3 separate regions of the Homo sapiens genome follow, and all the other regions are linked to region 1. The links are chromatin loops, found by intact Hi-C in ENCODE. Cell type or tissue: A673. All regions are shown on one strand.

Region 1 (2,500 bases):
TGCCGCCTTGCAGTTTGATCTCAGACTGCTGTGCTAGCAATCAGCGAGACTCCGTGGGCGTAGGACCCTCCGAGCCAGGTGCGGGTTACAATCTCTTGGTGCGCCGTTTTTTAAGCCCGTCGGAAAAGCGCAGTATTCAGGTGGGAGTGACCCGATTTTCCAGGTGCTGTCTGTCACCCCTTTCTTTGACTAGGAAAGGGAACTCCCTGACCCCTTGCGCTTCCCGAGTGAGGCAATGCCTCGCCCTGCTTCGGCTCGCGCACGGTGCGCGCAGCCACTGACCTGCGCCCACTGTCTGACTCTCCCTAGTGAGATGAACCTGGTACCTCAGATGGAAATGCAGAAATCACCCGTCTTCTGCGTCGCTCACGCTGGGAGCTGTAGACTGGAGCTGTTCCTATTCGGCCATCTTGGCTCCTCCCCTTGGCTCTTTCTTAAAAATGGCTATTTCATCTTTCATCTCTTGAATCATTTTACCGAATTCATTAGATTCCTTGGAATGGACTTCAACTTTCTCCTGAATCTTGATGGTCTTCATTGCCATGTAGATTCTGAATTCTATGTCTGTGATTTCAGCCATTTCATTCTGGTTAAGAAGCATTGCTGGGAGTCAATGTGGTCATTTGGAGATAAGGAGACACTTTAGCTTTTAGGGTTGCCAGTGTTCTTGCACTGGTTATTTCTCATCTGTGCTGGCTAATGTTCCTTTAATTCTGGTGTAATTTGAGTATAATCAGTTGGCTTCATTTGTGGATGTTTTCAGAGGGGCGATGCTTTGTACATGATCTTTATTTGTGGCTGAATTTTTCTCCTTGTCTTCACAGGAGGGTATATTAGCAAAGTATTTTTGGTGTTGAAGCTTGGGCCGCAACCCAGTAGATGGCGCGGAAGGATAATGGCTTGTAGTTGGGCTCTTAGCCACATGGCTCCTCAGCGTTTTCTTGTGTTTCCACTCATGTTCTCTCTCTTTGCCCTGAGAATGTGAGCTCCTCTCATACTCAAGTGCTGGCCACAGATCTCAGCCTGGCACTCCTAGGCTGCACACTGAAGCCCTGGGGCTAACTCAGGCTTATTGTTCCCTTCAAGCTTGGGGAAAGCCAGGGCAAGGACCTTGGCAGTGACCATGGCAGAGGGCTTCTTACTTGTCCCTTGAGACCCCCACCCTATAGAAATGAGGAGCCACTGCCAATCAGAAAAATTATCTTGGTGTAGGGTGGCTGCATTATGGGCCCAAGCCAGGGGCCCTGCCTGGTGATTAGCAGTGGGGGCAGGGAGCTCACAGGGAAGACAGTTTGGTCTCTTCTCCATAGGGTGTCTGTGGCATGCTGGAGATGTGAGTAAAGTTCTGAGGCTTTTTGTTTCTTCCCCCACCAGGTGGCAGCAATGGCTGATACCACTGCATTGACAGTGGCAGATGGGCTGTCATTTGCCTCTGTGAACTCCAAACCAGAGAGACACAAAGCCACTGCCAATGGGTATGTTCAGCCTGTAATGGGGCAGTTGCATTGTGGGCCCAAGTCAGCGGGCCTGCTTGGTGAAGATCAGGGGATTGGGGTCTCACAGAGAAGAGAGACTAGGCTCCTCTCCATTTGGCAGTTGTGGCATGCTGGGGGTGCCAGCAAAGTAATCAGGGTCTTTATTCTTTCTCCATCCTGAGGGCAGCAAGGGTGATACCACTGCAGTGGCAATGGCAGAGAGCCTGTGTTGTTTCTGGAATTTCATCCCCAGAGAAACACAGAGCTGCCACTGACTGAAGTACTCAGGTGAGGGGAAAGTGTCTTTGCTGGTGGCCCAGATCAGGAGGCCCTGCCCAGTAAGGAGTAGCAGGGGCAGGGATCCATGTGGAAAACAGTCTGGCTGCTTTTCCACAAGGCAGCTGCGATATACTGGAGGCCTGTGATAGTTCTTGGGCTCTTCTCTCCCTCCCCAGCCTGAGGGCAGTAGGGGCGGGGGCTGAGGCAGTGGCAAAAGCTGCAGGCCTTTTGGTTACCTCTGGGAGCTCTGTCCCAGAGAAATGCAGAGCTACTACTAGCTTGAGTGTTCACGCGGGTGTGGGGTGTCTGTGCCGGGGTTCCAGGCCAGTGGGCTTTGCCTGGTGAGGAGTAACAGAGGTGAGGAAGTGAGGTTTGTGGTTCATCTGCTCCTCAGCGCCATGGGGACATGTGAGAGAACCTGGCTTTCCTTGTTGGCTGAGCTATGGCAGCTGGTGCTGCGGTGCTCAGGGATCCATGACCCTTAGGGCTACACGTAGGCCTGAGAGGTGACTCTGCCCACACTACATACACCTCTCCATGTCAGCTTGGAGGCCCCAGGGGGAGGGGACTGGGGGCTCTCCTGTGCCCAGGATTGAAACAAGCCATGGCAAAAGTGTAGGTCTCCTGGGGTTCTCACTGACTCAACTCACCATTTCCCCGCTGCGGGGAGCCTCTCTTGCCTCTGTGACAATCCCAGGTGGGCAACTGTCTTGCCTCACTCTTCTCTGCTCTCTGTGGGTCACATT
Region 2 (2,500 bases), 260 kb after region 1:
GCGATGCTTGCCTGAAAGTGGAGTTTGGACTGTTGGGATTAGCAATTTCGCTTTGCCCAGAGCTTGTATAAATGCTCCCTTCACTGGCAAGCATCAGCTGGTTTTGTCTATTATTTTCTTTCTGTTCTACCAGGGCAGCACTGAGTTGAGCGCCTCACAATTACTGCACTCTTTCTTCTCCAGCACACAGAAATGCTCTCCACACCATGCCATTGCTGCTGGGGTGTAGGGGAGGGGTGGCGTTGGCAATTCAAGACTATTTTTTTCTACTTTTTCAGCAATATGTAGTTAAAACCAGGTACTGTGAGTACTCACCTGGTTTTTGTTTTTTATTAAGGTTTTTTATTTGTGTGTGTGTGTATGTGTGTGTGTGTGTGTGTGTGTGTGTGTGTGTAGAAGATGTTAAATTGGTGTCCTTGCAGGGAGGACAATCAGTGGATCCTTTTATTCTGCCATCTTGCTCCACCTCTTCCTCCCTAATCTTTTATTAAGACTTCTAACTGTATTTTTAAATTCCTGTAGTAAATTGTTTAATTCCAGAAGCTCTGTTTGGCTCTTTCTTAAAATGACTATGTCATCTTTCAATACTTGGATCATTTTACTGGCTTCCCTGTATCGGGTTTCAACTTTCTCTTGCATCTCATTGAGTTTCCTTTCAGATTCTGCATTCTATATCTGTTATTTTAGACATTTCAATTTTGTTAGGATCCATGGCTGGGGTCCTAGTGCAATTCTTTGAAGGTATAAAACAGTCTGACTTTTGGAATTGACAGAGTTCTTTTGCTGATTCTTTTCCATCTAAGAGAGCTGGTATTTCTTTATCTTTTAGAAATTGCTGTTGTTTGAAGGGAGATTTTTGTGTTTTTATTCTTTGTTTCCCTTAAGGATTTGACTGTGGTGCATGTTGTGTACAGTTTCTTGGCTTCATTTCTTGGTGGTTTCAGAGAGTAAAGGCTCTGTACGGGTTCCCTAGCTGTGGCTAGTTTTCTGCTTCGGTTTCAGAGGTGATGTGTGCTGAAGGATTTTATTTTGGTATGGTGGTGTAATTCAGGCTGTGATCCAGTAGATGGTGCTTAAGGGTAGGGTCTGGCAGATAGGCTCTTACTCAGCAGTGCATCTCTTTTGTACTTCAGTGTTTTGGCAACAGTACTCTGGGGAGATGGAGATGGGGAGCAGGTGAGCGATGACTCCCTCATCAAGTATTTTACTGGGTCTTGGGGGATCCCCCTCCAATCACTCCAACACCATGCCCATGTTTCCTTAGCCCCAGTGGAGGTTCTGGCAAGCTGCACACCCTCCTCTCCTTTGGAGGCAGCCTGAGCTGAAGGTTAGGTCACTAGGAGGCCTACAATTTCCCAGGGGTCTGCTGGTCCTCTGAGCTTGGCAGAGTCAGAGCAGGTTGTGGAGTATGTTGCTGGGTGGTCTGTTGAGGCAGTGGGTTAAGGGCAAAGGATTCCCTGGCAGGGCAGTGGTGTTGTGGATTTGCAGTTTGTGTGGTACCTGGGGCCTGGGGATTTTTGCCCATCAAATGACTGTAGGAACCATCCAGCTTGTACTCTCCCAATGTGGTCTTCCTCTGATGTCTATCCCAGGATCAGGTCCAGCCAGCTAGTTTTGTCCCAAGCCTTCTGCACCCAGATCACTGGGCTGTTAGGTATTCAGTGCTCCGTCAGGCAGAGGCTATGGTTGGTAAACAGGCTACACCATTCCTGGACCAGTCTTGCAGGGGGAGGAATGCCTAGTTCCCATGCCAGAACTCGAATCTGTGACTCACTCTTCTCAGTGTTCTGGGAATGGGGGCTCCTCTCTCACTGGAGGTCAGGGCACAGATCTCAGCTCAATACCCCTGAGAAGTGTGCTCAGACCCGGGGTGGGGTTGGTTGGGATCAGGCCTGTGGCTTTGTCCTCTGGCCCCTCAGGGTTGAGCACCAGCTGTACTTCGGGGACCATTCTTTTCCTAGGTCACCAGTAGAACACAAAATTGGGGCAATAGAGGTTATGCTATGTGTATGCTTTTGCAGGAGCAGCCAGGTAACCATGGCAGGGGCTGGAAAACAAGGGAGAATGCAGATCAGATGTGCTCTGGTCCTGCAGGAAAGGCAGTCTTGCTCTCTCTCAGCCAGGCATTCAGCAGAGGCTGTGATCATTCAGAACAAGTTGGAGAGCCTTGGGGGATGAGCACCTATGATCACGATTTGCTACAGCTGTCCCGTGTGTTAAACCTACTGGGCCTCTGCGTATTCTCTGGGCTGTTCCCCCTGCCAATTCAAATGTGTATAGGGGTCATGAAATCTCTTATAGCTAGGAAATCAGAGGTCTACAGCGGGAGAGTGGTGCCCTGTAGTTTCTTCACTTATCCTTTCCTTCGGACCTGCTCAGGACTAGGAGCTGGTCCTGGCACTCAATGACTCCATGCAAGCTTCCCAGCTTCCTCTGTCTTCAGTATCCATGTTTGCTTCGCCTCTGTATTGACTTTCATTGTTTTTTCTCAAAAGATATG
Region 3 (2,500 bases), 680 kb after region 1:
GCTTTTAAAAATGATCGGCAAAACTTTAGGTGGACTGATTTAAAGTAAAAATGTGTAAATTACTGAAATTGGAAAGGAAAGAGAGAGTATGAATACCAATTTACAAATATGCAAATAATTATTAGGGAATACTATGAACAAGAAAGACACAAACTATTGAATTTAATTCCAGAAAAAAAAAGAAAGCTGGATGTGTGGAGAAAGAATCTGTGTGCAGTGTTACAGTAGGGGAAGTGAGTAAAGGATTTTGCATTGGAATTCAATGCTGGTCTTGCTATAGTCTAACAGAGAACTGGGCAGATTTTCTCAGTCCTTGACTTTAGGCTGGTGCCCACAAAGGAAGCATTTAATACCCGGCCTGGTCCAGAGGAAAGTTTACCACCCCTTTGGGAGGAAACCAAAACCTGACTCACTTCACCAATAGGTGAATAAAGTGGTCTGGTGTCAGCCAGGCCATAGTGACCCTGGTCCTTGGTGAGCCCCAGTGCTGTGCTGGTCTGGGAGGCTGTGTGCTCAGGGCACACCCCATTGTGACAAAAACTGTTGCAGCCCACATCACCCCTCCCTCAATTACAGGCATTGTAGTGTGGAGAAAGACTTCTTTTACTTGGGAAAAGAAGAGGGAACAGTACAGGGATATTGCCTTGCAACATAGTACCAGCCCTGCTGCAGTAAAACATAGCACTGAGCACCAGTGTCCCAGATTCCAGGCAGTCGCTTCAGAACGGCATTTCTAGATCCCAGTCTAGGATGAGGAAGGAATACCCTGCCACAGTGAGATGGACTCATGTCCTAGTCCACTTTACCACAGGCTGATGAATGTGGCCTCAGGCCTTGAGGAAACATCAGCAGTAGTCAGTAAGTAACAGCCATGGGCCTTAGGTGAGGTCTGATACTTCATTGATATGGGAGGGGGTGGGACTCAGGTGCATCCCAATACAATGCCAGCTGTAGTGGCCATGGGTGTGCCTGTGTCTCTGTTATCTTCCTCAAGTTCATAAGGGCTGGGTATCTGTGAGTCTACAAGAGTCACGACATTTCTGTCTTAGTGCACCCTCTAGTGCTGAAGTGGCTACAGTGTTCACAGGCTCAGGAAATTCAATAGTAAATCCTCTTTGAATTATTGGAAGACCCTCTGAACAAAAAGGCACTAAAAAGGCCATATTGTAATAACTGGAATAAAGACCCAACTTGTTAATACACAGATATTGATGAACATCTCCAAGCATCAAGAACATTCAGGGAAATATGACCTCATCAGAAAATCTAAAAAAAGCACAGTAGCTGGCCTTAGAGTGACAAAGATGTATGACCTCTTAGACAGAAAATTTAAAATAGCTGTCTTGCAGAAGCTCAGTGAACTTCAAGAAAACACAGAAAAACAATTCAGAAATGTATTAGAAGAAATAATAGAGATTGAAATAATTTTTTAAAAATCACACAGAATTTCTAGAGCTGAAAAATACAATTAAGAAATTGAAGTATACATCAGATATTTTAACCACAAAATTAATCAAACAGAAGAAAGTAATAATGAGCTCTAAAACAAGCTATTTGAAAATACATAGTTAGAAAATTAAAAAATGAAAAAAGAGTGAGAAAGAATTAAAAACGTTCATAAGATCTAGAAAATAGTGTAAAAAACGAAATCTAAAAGACATTGGCCTTAAAGAGGGAATAGAGAAAAATATAGGGGTAGCAAATTTATTTTAAAAAAACAGTAGTGGAGAACTTTCCAAATGTTGAGAAAAATAAAAATATCCAAATACAAGAATGTCAAAAAACACAAAGCAAATTTAACTCAAGTAAAATGAACTTGAGGCATATAATAATTGAGCTTTCAAACATCAAAAAAAAAGAAAGAATACCAAAAGGAGCAAGAGAGAAGAAGCCAATAACATATAAAGAAGCTGTGATACATTTGGCAGCAGACTTTTCAGTGAAAACCTTACAGACAAGGAGGGAGTAGGTTGATATATTCACAGTGCTGAAAGGGGAAAAAACTCTCAACCAAAGCTATTGTACTCAGCACAGTTATCTTTCAAACATGGAGAATTAGACTTTCCCAGACAAACAAAAGCTGAGGAAATTTATAACCACCAGACCCATTTTATAAGAAATGCTAAAGGAAGCTTTCAATCTGAAATAAAAGGATGTTAATCTGCAACAAGAAATCATCTGAAGGTGTAAAACTCACTGGTAAAAGCAAATGCGCAGATAATTCTGAACAGGCTAATACTGTATTTTTGGTGTGTAAACCATTCATATCTTTAGTATAAAGACTAAAAGAAAAATCTGTCAAAAATAACAATAAATATATAATTCTGTTAATAAATGGGTTACATAAAAAATAAAACTTGAGACAACAAAATGTCATAAAGGAAGAGATGGATTTAATTTGTAGAATATTTTAGTTTTTTCTTTGCTTGTTAGTTTCTTTTCTTTGTGATCAAAGTTAAGTTGTCATTAGTTTAGGATAACTTGTAACTGTAGAATAGTT

Evidence for each region. Peaks named below come from ENCODE experiments on the same cell type or tissue, not always from the same donor. Only the 100,000 strongest peaks of a DNase experiment are listed, where the experiment ranks them.
Region 2: it touches region 1 in a loop (5-fold over the local background); 2 of 110 quality-filtered maps call a loop at or near these places.
Region 3: it touches region 1 in a loop (8-fold over the local background); 4 of 110 quality-filtered maps call a loop at or near these places.

The regions. Positions count from the first base shown.
Region 1 is chrX:128,780,578-128,783,077 of GRCh38, reverse strand. LOC107985699 (a long non-coding RNA gene) reads left to right here and starts at 469. Exons shown (of 3, transcript XR_001755959.1): 1 at 469-1,475. RefSeq lists enhancers at 1-177, 178-715. In A673, a CTCF peak has its summit at 1,361 (motif pointing right); a DNase peak (open chromatin) is centred at 1,377; H3K27ac peaks cover 1,035 bases.
Region 2 is chrX:128,517,272-128,519,771 of GRCh38, reverse strand. The region is part of intron 4 of LOC107985698 (a long non-coding RNA gene); the gene reads left to right. Among named protein-coding and RNA genes, the nearest start is that of ACTRT1, 470 kb to the right of the region's middle. In A673, a CTCF peak has its summit at 1,044 (motif pointing right); a DNase peak (open chromatin) is centred at 1,051.
Region 3 is chrX:128,105,368-128,107,867 of GRCh38, reverse strand. No RefSeq gene overlaps it. Among named protein-coding and RNA genes, the nearest start is that of ACTRT1, 54 kb to the right of the region's middle. In A673, a CTCF peak has its summit at 1,066 (motif pointing left); a DNase peak (open chromatin) is centred at 1,037.